Regions from separate parts of the Homo sapiens genome. Here region 2 is linked to region 1. Evidence: chromatin loops called from intact Hi-C (ENCODE). Cell type or tissue: endothelial cell of umbilical vein. All regions are shown on one strand. Each heading gives the region's core, and the rest is flanking DNA. Links, peaks and the distances in the headings are about the cores only. Region 1 holds the start of FOXC2-AS1 (FOXC2 antisense RNA 1). Region 2 has its middle 120 kb from the start of LINC02181.

Region 1 (2,500 bases), core at 1-2,500:
CGTGTCCGACCCCAACGCCCTGGGAGTGGTGCCCTACCTGAGCGAGCAGAATTACTACCGGGCTGCGGGCAGCTACGGCGGCATGGCCAGCCCCATGGGCGTCTATTCCGGCCACCCGGAGCAGTACAGCGCGGGGATGGGCCGCTCCTACGCGCCCTACCACCACCACCAGCCCGCGGCGCCTAAGGACCTGGTGAAGCCGCCCTACAGCTACATCGCGCTCATCACCATGGCCATCCAGAACGCGCCCGAGAAGAAGATCACCTTGAACGGCATCTACCAGTTCATCATGGACCGCTTCCCCTTCTACCGGGAGAACAAGCAGGGCTGGCAGAACAGCATCCGCCACAACCTCTCGCTCAACGAGTGCTTCGTCAAGGTGCCCCGCGACGACAAGAAGCCCGGCAAGGGCAGTTACTGGACCCTGGACCCGGACTCCTACAACATGTTCGAGAACGGCAGCTTCCTGCGGCGCCGGCGGCGCTTCAAAAAGAAGGACGTGTCCAAGGAGAAGGAGGAGCGGGCCCACCTCAAGGAGCCGCCCCCGGCGGCGTCCAAGGGCGCCCCGGCCACCCCCCACCTAGCGGACGCCCCCAAGGAGGCCGAGAAGAAGGTGGTGATCAAGAGCGAGGCGGCGTCCCCGGCGCTGCCGGTCATCACCAAGGTGGAGACGCTGAGCCCCGAGAGCGCGCTGCAGGGCAGCCCGCGCAGCGCGGCCTCCACGCCCGCCGGCTCCCCCGACGGCTCGCTGCCGGAGCACCACGCCGCGGCGCCCAACGGGCTGCCTGGCTTCAGCGTGGAGAACATCATGACCCTGCGAACGTCGCCGCCGGGCGGAGAGCTGAGCCCGGGGGCCGGACGCGCGGGCCTGGTGGTGCCGCCGCTGGCGCTGCCCTACGCCGCCGCGCCGCCCGCCGCCTACGGCCAGCCGTGCGCTCAGGGCCTGGAGGCCGGGGCCGCCGGGGGCTACCAGTGCAGCATGCGAGCGATGAGCCTGTACACCGGGGCCGAGCGGCCGGCGCACATGTGCGTCCCGCCCGCCCTGGACGAGGCCCTCTCGGACCACCCGAGCGGCCCCACGTCGCCCCTGAGCGCTCTCAACCTCGCCGCCGGCCAGGAGGGCGCGCTCGCCGCCACGGGCCACCACCACCAGCACCACGGCCACCACCACCCGCAGGCGCCGCCGCCCCCGCCGGCTCCCCAGCCCCAGCCGACGCCGCAGCCCGGGGCCGCCGCGGCGCAGGCGGCCTCCTGGTATCTCAACCACAGCGGGGACCTGAACCACCTCCCCGGCCACACGTTCGCGGCCCAGCAGCAAACTTTCCCCAACGTGCGGGAGATGTTCAACTCCCACCGGCTGGGGATTGAGAACTCGACCCTCGGGGAGTCCCAGGTGAGTGGCAATGCCAGCTGCCAGCTGCCCTACAGATCCACGCCGCCTCTCTATCGCCACGCAGCCCCCTACTCCTACGACTGCACGAAATACTGACGTGTCCCGGGACCTCCCCTCCCCGGCCCGCTCCGGCTTCGCTTCCCAGCCCCGACCCAACCAGACAATTAAGGGGCTGCAGAGACGCAAAAAAGAAACAAAACATGTCCACCAACCTTTTCTCAGACCCGGGAGCAGAGAGCGGGCACGCTAGCCCCCAGCCGTCTGTGAAGAGCGCAGGTAACTTTAATTCGCCGCCCCGTTTCTGGGATCCCAGGAAACCCCTCCAAAGGGACGCAGCCCAACAAAATGAGTATTGATCTTAAAATCCCCCTCCCCTACCAGGACGGCTGTGCTGTGCTCGACCTGAGCTTTCAAAAGTTAAGTTATGGACCAAATCCCATAGCGAGCCCCTAGTGACTTTCTGTAGGGGTCCCCATAGGTGTATGGGGGTCTCTATAGATAATATATGTGCTGTGTGTAATTTTAAATTTCTCCAACCGTGCTGTACAAATGTGTGGATTTGTAATCAGGCTATTTTGTTGTTGTTGTTGTTGTTCAGAGCCATTAATATAATATTTAAAGTTGAGTTCACTGGATAAGTTTTTCATCTTGCCCAACCATTTCTAACTGCCAAATTGAATTCAAGAAACCGATGTGGGTTTTGTTTCCTGTACAATTATGAGATATAATTCTTTTTCCCATTGTAGGTCTTTTACAAAACAAGAAAATAATTTATTTTTTTGTTGGTGGATAAAGAAGTCAAGTATCTGATACTTTTTATTTACAAAGTGTGATGGTTTTGTATAGTAGGTTCCACCCTGAGTATTCCTAAAAGAAAAAAAAAAAAAAAGCTTAAAAACTCTAACTTCATCTGTGTTTGTCTTACGTGGTCTTAATCGTTGTACTTACCTTAAAATAAACCCATGTTGTTTTTTCTGCCCAAAGTTTGGACAGTGTGTTTGTGTTGTTGCATTTTTTACAAACGAGGTGTGTTTGCAAACCCACCTGCTTTGATTATTTTTGTTACACAGGTGGGTATATGTGTAGACACATAAAAACGACCAGAGA
Region 2 (8,850 bases), core at 4,935-7,434, 610 kb after region 1:
CTGGGAGTTGCCATTTTCCACACCTTCACCTGTGGAGAAGAAACCCCTAGTTCTGACCTTCTCCTACGTGAGCAGGGTGGGAGGTGTGGGCACACACCCACATGCACACACACACACACACTCACACACACTGAGGTCAGACATTATCTGAGTGAATCACTGAGCATGCATTCAGCTCTCCCTGCCACCCCAGGCACTGTGCCCATATCTGGGGGCAGCCATCCTCCCAGCCCACCCTCCAGGGCCCCCTTGTCGGCCCACGCCCTCCATGGGCTGAGAAGTGCAGAGGCGAAACCCTCCCTTTCCCCTTCCTCTTGGGACGCCTCGATAGCCTGTCTGTCTGGGCCGCCGTGGGCTGGAGGGAAGGCCACGGGTGTGACCTACTGAGTCAAGTGCAGGCTGCCCAGACTAAACATCCTTAATTAAGCTCCACAAAGGTTAAATGGCAATTACACTGCCTGAGGAGGCCTGCGTTCAACAGAGTGGCCCTTTTACCCTCAGGATCATAGGGAATGCCCCTCAAGAAAGGAGCCCCTCTTCCCCAAGGGGGGTTGCTGAGAACTGCCCACCCCTCCCCCCGCAGGTGGAAACTCGGGTTTGCTGTGGTGGGTCCCATCCATGGCTTCCTGGTAAAGGGTCGAGTCCCCGGTACATGGAGTGTCGCCAGCACTAATCCTCAGGGTGGCATTCACTAACCTTTCAGGCCACATGCCTTGAGGGTCTAAGGATTGAGTGTGACACCATGAACTCAGCCTTCTCTTCCTGGCACCCCCTTGGGATCCTTTCAGCTCTTCCTTCAGAATAGATGCTGAAGCCGGGCACTTCACATGGCCCCCAACACTGTCTCTCCCCTCCCAGGGCAGCAGCCTGGTCCCCAACACACCAGGGCATCCCTTGTGCTATAGGGCAGCCCCCGCCCTCCATGCTCAGCACCCTGAAGCAACCCATATCTGGGGGCCACAGCACAGTCGCAAGGTCCTTCACCCGGCCCCATCCCCTGCCTCCACCTGGAAGTGACTGTCCCCATGGCCTCCTTACTGGCCCAGCCCCGCCCACCTCCTGGCCTTTGCAGTCCTGCTTCCTCTGCCTGGGCTGCTCTTCCCTGAGACAACAGCGCAGCTCCATCTCTCACTTGCTCCAGGTCACAAACCATCATCCCAGAGCTTTCCTAAACCCACTCCCTAAACCGTGGCACCCACCCTACCGCCCTCTTCAGCCTGGCCCTTCTTGAATGTCCTATTTTCTACTTAAGCTAAGGAAAAAAATGCAATTCAAAGGTGGGGAAGTGTTTGTTTTTTTTTTGTTTTTTTTTTTTTTTTTTTTTTTTTTGAGATGGAGTCTCCCTCTGTTGCCCAGGCTGGAGTACAGTGGCGCAATCTGTGCTGACTGCAACCTCTGCCTCCCAGATTCAACCGATTCTCCTGCCTCAGCCTCCTGAGTAGCTGGGATTACAGGTGCGTGCCACCATGCCCAGCCAATTGTTTTTGTATTTTTAGTAGAGACAGGGTTTCACCACGTTGGTCAGGCTGGTCTCGAACTCCTGACCTCGTGATCCGCCGCCTCAGCCTCCCAAAGTGCTGGGATGACAGGTGTGAGCCACCTCGCCCGGCCGGGGAAGATTTTTAAACATTGAAAGGGCATAAAATTCCAAATAAAGGCAAGTCCATTAAAAATAATAATAATACGCTCTTGATCCTACTTTTGTGAGTACGATTTTTTGGAATCAGGCGTATGCCAGAATGGGTGGACACCAGTGGGATTCTCCTGGTCTGTGTTCCTCCCAGGCAGAGGTGAGATGAGGCCTTGGGAGGAAGTGGCTGGGGAGGCTGGTGGCCCCAGCAAGCACGAGGGAGGAGCAAGGAGACTGAGGCAGAGAAAAGAGGCCAGCCTGTGGGGTGCATTAAAGGCAAGCCCAGGGGCACACCAGACATCAGACCTACTGGGGGCCTCTGAGGGGCATGTGGAACATGCTCCCGAATCACCCACTGCCTTCCCCGGAAACCTACAGAGCTGCAGGGACCTGGGCAACCCAGGGATGCAGGACAGGCATGGGCAGCGTCCAGCCCCGGTCAGGACACTTTTGTGGTGAATTCTTCCACTTCTTGATAATCATTCTCAAAGACACATTTTGTTTGCAGAAGCAGGTGATTTTATTTTATTTATTTTTTATTTATTTATGTTTTTATTTTTTTGAGGCCGAGTGTCGCCTGCTGCCCAGGCTGGAGTGTAGTGGCAGGATCTTGGCTCACTGCAACTTCCACCTCCTGGGTTCAAGTGATTCTCCTGCCTCAGCCTCCTGAGTAGCTGGGATTACAGGCACCCACCACCATGCCCAACTAATTTTTGTATTTTTAGTAGAGACAGGGTTTCACCATGTTGTCCAGGCTGGTCTCAAACTCCTGGGCTCAAGTGATCTGCCACCTCGGCCTCCCAAAGTGCTGGGATTACAGGTGTGAGCCACCCCACCAGGCCAGAAAAAGGTGATTTTAAAGACTCTTAACCAACTTTGACAACTATTTTACTTTATTTATTTATATTTATTTTGAGATCGGGTCTCACTCTGTCGCCCAGGCTGGAGTGCAGTGGCGCAATCATGGTGCACTGCAGCCTTGACCTCCCAGGCTCAAGCCATCCTCCCATCTCAGCCTCCAGAGTAACTACATGTATGCACCACCACGCCTGGTTACTTTTATGTTTTTTGTAGAGATGAGGTTTCAGCATGTTGCCCAGGCTTGTCTCGAACTCCTCGGCTTAAGCAATCTACCTGCCATGGCTTCCCAAAGCGCCTGTAGTCCCAGCTACTCGGGAGGCTGAGGCAGGAGAATCGCTTGAACCCGTGAGGGAGAGGTTTCAGTGAGCCGAGATCGCGCCACTTCACTCCAGCCTGGGTGACAGAGTGAGACACGGTCTCAAAAATAAATGAATAAATAAATAATCACCTGCCTCTGCTGGGATTACAGGCCTGAGCCACCATGCCCAGCCAACTTGTTTTAAATGTATAAAAACTGAGAGTTTTAAAGACACTCTCTGTGCTTCATCTTTCATCACAGACAAAAGTGATGTTAAAGGGACTGGGGCTGATATGAATAGACTTCGAATTCAGTTGAATATTTCTGGATCAGATATTTCAAAAGAAAGACAGGGTCTTTTCTAGAAATGTCATGTAGGTAGAAGCATCGCATATGTGCCCTTTCACACCTGGCTTCTTCCACTTAGCATGCTTCTGAGGCTTGGTTGTGCTGTTACATGTATCGGTAATTCATTCTTTTTCATTATTGAGTTGAATTCCATTGAACACCGAAAAAAGTGACTTTTAGGGTGTGTACATCACACCTCAATAAAGCTGGTTAGAAATCAATGAGGATAAAGCTCTTCTTTGCGGGCACATGAGCATCCCTGATCCAGGCAGCCTGCCGTGAGCTGAGCGCCCCCAAAGACCACCATGACCTCATCAGAACAGGAGAACCCAAAGCCAGTGAAGACAGACATTCAGAGGACTCCCACCAGCCAGCTTGGGTGCACTGTCAGACACCAGGCTGCTGGCAGCCGAGGCAGGCCTGGGCTTCAGGTTTCCCCACCGCCTCCCCCAATGGAGGGGGTGACACCTGGCACTTTCATGGCAAGACCGGGCACCACAGCACGAGGCACAGCCACCCCAGCCTAGAGAAGACCAGGCTCCTGGGGGCCTGCAAGTCCTGTAGGGTCTGCTCTGCCACCCACCCCAGCCTTCACCTTCCATGTTTCCCTGCTCACTCTGGTCCTGCTCCAGGATCACGCCAAGCTCTGCTCACCACGGGGCCCTTGTCCCTGTCATCTCTCTGCCTGCTGCCCCCCACTGACTTCTTTGGCCAATCCTACCACCGTGACCACCTGCTCAGGAAAGTCCTGCCTCACCTGCAGGCCGGGTCAGCCACGCTCACAGATCTGAGCTGGGTCAGGGAAGGTCCCTGCGGGACGGTGTCCAATGTCTGCCCACTGGACAGAAAGCCCTCGAGGGTAAAGAACAGGCCTGCCCTGCTCACGGCAGTGCCGTCAGCTTAGGGGGCTAAGCAGCCTGGCCCAGATCTGACCATTAAGAGCCACACTCTGAGCTACAAAACTACGTTGCCAAGTGAGGAAATCGGGGATGAAACAACCCATCTCCATCGGACCTTACTCTCCACGGTCCTCAGTGGTCCCCTCTGGGCAGAGAGAGGACGAGGCTCCACTTCACACTGGGCCCGCCTGCGTTTTCCCACAAGGAGCAGAGATGGCGTGTGCAGAGTGAAGACGGATTATGAATGAAGGAAGGAACTGCGCACAGATCCTCCCCCCATGACTGCGGCGGCCCTCGAGGCCCCTTAGGGGTTCAAGGCCCCCATGTGGGGAACACCCAGTTAGATGCCCTCAAAGACCCCCGCCCCTCCAACAGCTGGCGACCTTTCACCCGGCTGACCAGAGGGAAGACCACCAGGGAAGTGGAGGATTGCCAGCGAGGGTCAGGCCCCAGGGGGGCAATGGCATTTCCAGGAGGGGGATTCTGGGGGGTCTCGGGCAGGAAGGGAGGGAGAGGCGGGCAGGAAGGGCTGGGAGGCTGGACAGAGGAGAGCGAGGGGACGAGGGGCACAGGGGCGCAGCTATTGGGGGTTGCAGGGAGGAGGCTGGGTCGGAAGGGGCCGTCCATGCAGCTCTAAAGTCCCCGAAGCTTTCTTCTGTCTCCCCTGTCCTTTATTTGAAGCAAGAAACAAGGGGAGGGAGAAGGCAAGAAAAGAAAAGAAAGAAACGAAGATGACAGAGATAGGGAAGGGAACAGAAAGATGCAGGCACAGGACAGGGACAGAGACAGAGAGGCAGAGGCAGAAGCAGAGGCGAAAGCACACAGAGGCTGAGAGGATCCTGTCAGAGCTAGGAGGAGCCATAGGGCCATCTGCCCATAGAGCCGCCGAGGCCGTCACAGAAACCTTCAGACGGGCCCTAAACGCAGAGACCCTGGAAACGTTCAGAGTAAGCACCGGTCGGTCAGTCGGGGTCAGAGTTATCAGGAACAGCACAACCAAACCAGGCACAGAGAGCCCCTCCACTCTCCCTCTCTCCCCATCCCTCTCCCACTTTCCCTCTGTAGCTCTCTCCCTCTCCCTCCTCTCTTCCTCTCTCTCCCCGCTCCCTCTCTCTCCCTCTCTCCCTTTCTCCCTCCTCTCTCTGCCTCCCTCTCTCCCTTTCTCCCTCCTCTCTCTGCCTCCCTCTCTCCCTTTCTCCCTCCTTCTCTCTCTGCCTCCCTCTCTCTCCCCGTCTCTCTGTCCCTCTCTCTCTCCCTCCATCTCTCTCTCCCCCCTTCCCTCTCTCCCTCCTTCCCTGTCTCTCTCCCTCCTTCCCTCTCTCTCTCCCTCCTTCCCTCTCTCTCTCCCTCTCCCTCTCACTCTCCGTCTCTCTCCTTCCATGTCTCTCCCTCTCCCTCTCTCTCTCCCTCTTCCTCTTTCTTCTCTTATGAATCTCTCTTTTTCTACCTCTCTCCGCTCTCCCTTTCTCTCCCCTCCTCTCTTTCTCCCTCTTTATCTCTCCCTTTGTCTCCCCTTCTCTCTCTCCCCATCTCTCCCCCCTCTCCCTCTCTCTCTCCCTCTGTCTCTGTGTGTCTCTCCCTTTCCGTCCCTCTCCCTCTTCCTCCCCACCCCCACCCCCCTTCCCCCCATTGGTCTCCTGGGTGAGGAGGGGGGCTGATGGAATGCTGTTTCAGGCCAGAGGGTTCCGAGGGCGGAAGGAGGGCACCCACAGCAGGTTCGATGGCAGAGGCCTCTACTCGTTAGGCCTCCCTGGGCCTCACAGCACAGCCCCAATTACGGTTTCGTGTGTCATGCTATTTTGATTCATGTTTCCTGTCTGGAAAACAGACTGGAGTGTTGGGCCCTGGGCCAGGACAGGGGCCGGGAGGGCAGGGGCAGGAACCTGCCCGGTCACTGACCAGAGCCCACTGCAGGAAACGGGAACTTTCCAGGGAGGCAGAACTACAGTCCCTGCCCCACCCCCACAAACAGCCTGAATGCACACAGGGAGGGGGACACTGCTGACCTCTGGCTTGGAGCTGAGTTCAAATCCTGCCTTGCTCAGCCACCCCTTCCAGCCGTGCAGCCTCAGCCCCTCATCCTCCCTGCTGGCCTTGCTGGTCTCATCTGTAAATGGGAAGGCACAGCATTGCCGTGGGTGCACGTGCAAAGTCCCTAAGGAAGCCTGGCACATGCGTGGTTTGTTTTGTTGTCACCCGTATTCCAGTTGTCACTTTAGGGCAGGCGTGAGGCTGGAAAGCGGGAGGAGGAGGCACGGCAGGTGCACAGAGTGTCGGCTCAGTGACCACTGTTCTCGTCTGTAAATGGCTTTGCACCAACACCTACGTCATGGAGTCCTCGGGCAGTCAATGGGTCCATCCATGTGCAGGGCTCAGAAGAGCGCCTGGCACAGAACAGGTGCCACCAATGTGAGCTCCTGCCATCATCGCCACAGCCCTCACTTCCATCACCATCGGAGGCCTGTGAAGCTCTGTGTGGGCCCCCACGGAGTTTCCAGAGCCTCCAGGGCGGACATCACATGCCTGCCATGGGCACCTGCAGCAAGGGGCCACGGAGGTCTCCCCAGCAACACGAGTCCTTTCTCAGAGAGTCCCCAAGATGGTGGCACAACAGCGGGAAGACAGCCCCACCCCTCCCTTCCCAAAGAAGCCAAGATCATCCAAGCCAGGATAAGCCCTCGGAGAACATGGGTGGGGGCCACAGCCATCTTCCTCTGATCAGTAACAGACAAGCCCCGAGCTCCTTCACATGCCAGACAGATTCAGGGGGCAAAGACAGGCAGCCCCTGCCCCCAAGGGCTCACCATCTACCTGAGGGTGCTGTGCCAACAGCACAAGGTCATACCGGGTGTATTACTCATGGCCAAGGAATGGGACAAAGGCTGCACCCCCGCAACACAGAGACCAGGAGGAAGGCAAATGCACTGGGGGTTGTGCCCACAGCTGGGAAGCAGGACAGTAAATCAGCGCTGGCAATAATTTGAAGAAGAATCACATGTGTGTTGTTAAGTGAAGCAACCAAGGTGCAAGATTGTAGATATAGACACACATATATGGACATGCACACGTGTGTACATGCGCATACATAAACATGCATGTACGTGCACATATAGTACACACTTGTGTACATATTCATATACATGCACCCATATATACAAACATGCATGTAAACGTGCTTGTGTGTGCATGCACACATACCTGAGCACACATACATGCGCACATATGCATATATACATACAGTACACCCATATATGCATACAGACAGACATATACATATGCACACATACATGCACACACAGATGCAGACACCTACATACACAGACACATATATGTGTACTCATATATGTAATCACAGATACACAGATACATAGGGTGTAAGAAAGGGAAGAAAAGAATCTGCTTGTATGAAACAGCCAAGTGTCTATCAACAGATGAATGGATAAACAAAATACGGCAGATTCAGACCACACAATATTATTTACCATAACTAGGAAGGAAGGAGGCCGGGTGTGGTGGCTCACACCTGTAATCCCAGCACTTTGGGAGACCGAGGTGGGCGCATCACCCGAGGCCGGGAGTTTGAGACCAGCCTGGCCAACATGGTGAAACCTCTTCTCTACTAAAAACACAAAATTACCCGGGTGTGGTGGCTACTTGGGAGGCTGAGGCAGGAGAATTGCTTAAACCACGGAGGTGGAGGTTGCAGTGAGCTGAGATGGCACCACTGCACTCCAGCTTGGGCGACAAGAGAGAAACTCCATCTCAGAATAAAAAAAAAAAAAAGGAAGGAAGGGCTGACACACATTACAACCTGGAGGAGCCCTGAAAACACGACGCAGAGTGGAAGAGCCAGTCACAAAGGCCATGCAGTGCAGCTTCCGTTCCTATGGAATATCCATCAAAGGCAAATCGGTAGAGAGAGGAGGCAGCTTGGTGTTTGCAGGGGGCCGGGGATTCACTGTCAATGGGCAGGGGGATGTTACTTGGTCAGGGGTAAGGATGCTCTCAAGCTGACTTGGGGGGCGGCTGCACCACTTGGTAAAATTAGTAAAAATCTTTGAGTTGCACACCTCAAATGAGTGAACTTTTTTTTTTTTTGAGACGGAGTCTCGCTCTGTCGCCCAGGCTGGAGTGCAGTGGCGCGATCTCGGCTCACTGCGACCTCCGCCTCCCGGGTTCAAGCGATTCTCCTGCCTCAGCTTCCCGAGTAGCTGGGATTACAGGCACCCGCCACCACGCCCGGCTAATTTTTGTATTTTTATTAGAGACGGGGTTTCACCATGCTGGCCAGGCTGGTCTCGAACTCCCGACCTCAGGCGATCCGCCTGCCTTGGCCTCCCAAAGTGCTGGGATTACAGGCGTGAGCCACCGCGCCCGGCCTGAAATGAGTGAACTTTATGATGAGTAAAATATCCCACAATCAAGTTGTTCTTAAAGAGACTCTGCTTCCTCCCCACCTGTGCTGTGTGGGCTCAGGAAGGGCCCCAGAGAAGCAGATCCCACTGAGGCTGCTGCCCTGTGAAGGGGGCCGGGGCCGGGTGGATCTATGGGAACTGAAGCAGAGCGTCTCAGGAGCCCATCCCGGCTTGACTTTCAACCTATGGGAATATTTGCCCATTCAGATTCACCAATTGTAGATAAGAACGAAATAATGTCCATCTGAGGGGGGATCGCATCCTCCACCTGGCCATCCCAGAACCCAGGACAGAGCGACGCTCCCCCAGTGCTAACCCAGGAGTGGACCCCAGTTCTCCTGAGCCCTTCCAGTGCATATCATGGTGAGACCGGGTGGTGAAGCAAGGGGAACTCGTTGG

The links. A loop is a pair of places that touch in the nucleus more often than their neighbours do. Peaks named below come from ENCODE experiments on the same cell type or tissue, not always from the same donor. Only the 100,000 strongest peaks of a DNase experiment are listed, where the experiment ranks them.
Region 2: a loop joins it to region 1, with 5 times the contacts of the local background. A loop is called at or near these places in 2 of 110 quality-filtered maps.

Annotation. Positions count from the first base shown.
Region 1 is chr16:86,567,353-86,569,852 of GRCh38, forward strand. FOXC2 (forkhead box C2) reads left to right here. Exons shown (of 1, transcript NM_005251.3): 1 at 1-2,376. The coding sequence ends at 1,489. FOXC2-AS1 (FOXC2 antisense RNA 1) reads right to left here and starts at 409. Exons shown (of 2, transcript NR_125795.1): 1 at 265-409. RefSeq lists enhancers at 1-196, 197-780. In endothelial cell of umbilical vein, for the core only: a CTCF peak has its summit at 1,084; DNase peaks (open chromatin) are centred at 49 and 489; H3K4me3 peaks cover 2,500 bases; H3K27ac peaks cover 2,500 bases.
Region 2 is chr16:87,173,353-87,182,202 of GRCh38, forward strand. No RefSeq gene overlaps it. Among named protein-coding and RNA genes, the nearest start is that of LINC02181, 120 kb to the left of the region's middle. RefSeq lists enhancers at 462-962, 963-1,463. In endothelial cell of umbilical vein, for the core only: no CTCF peak of the experiment used is centred there; DNase peaks (open chromatin) are centred at 4,959 and 5,879; H3K27ac peaks cover 924 bases.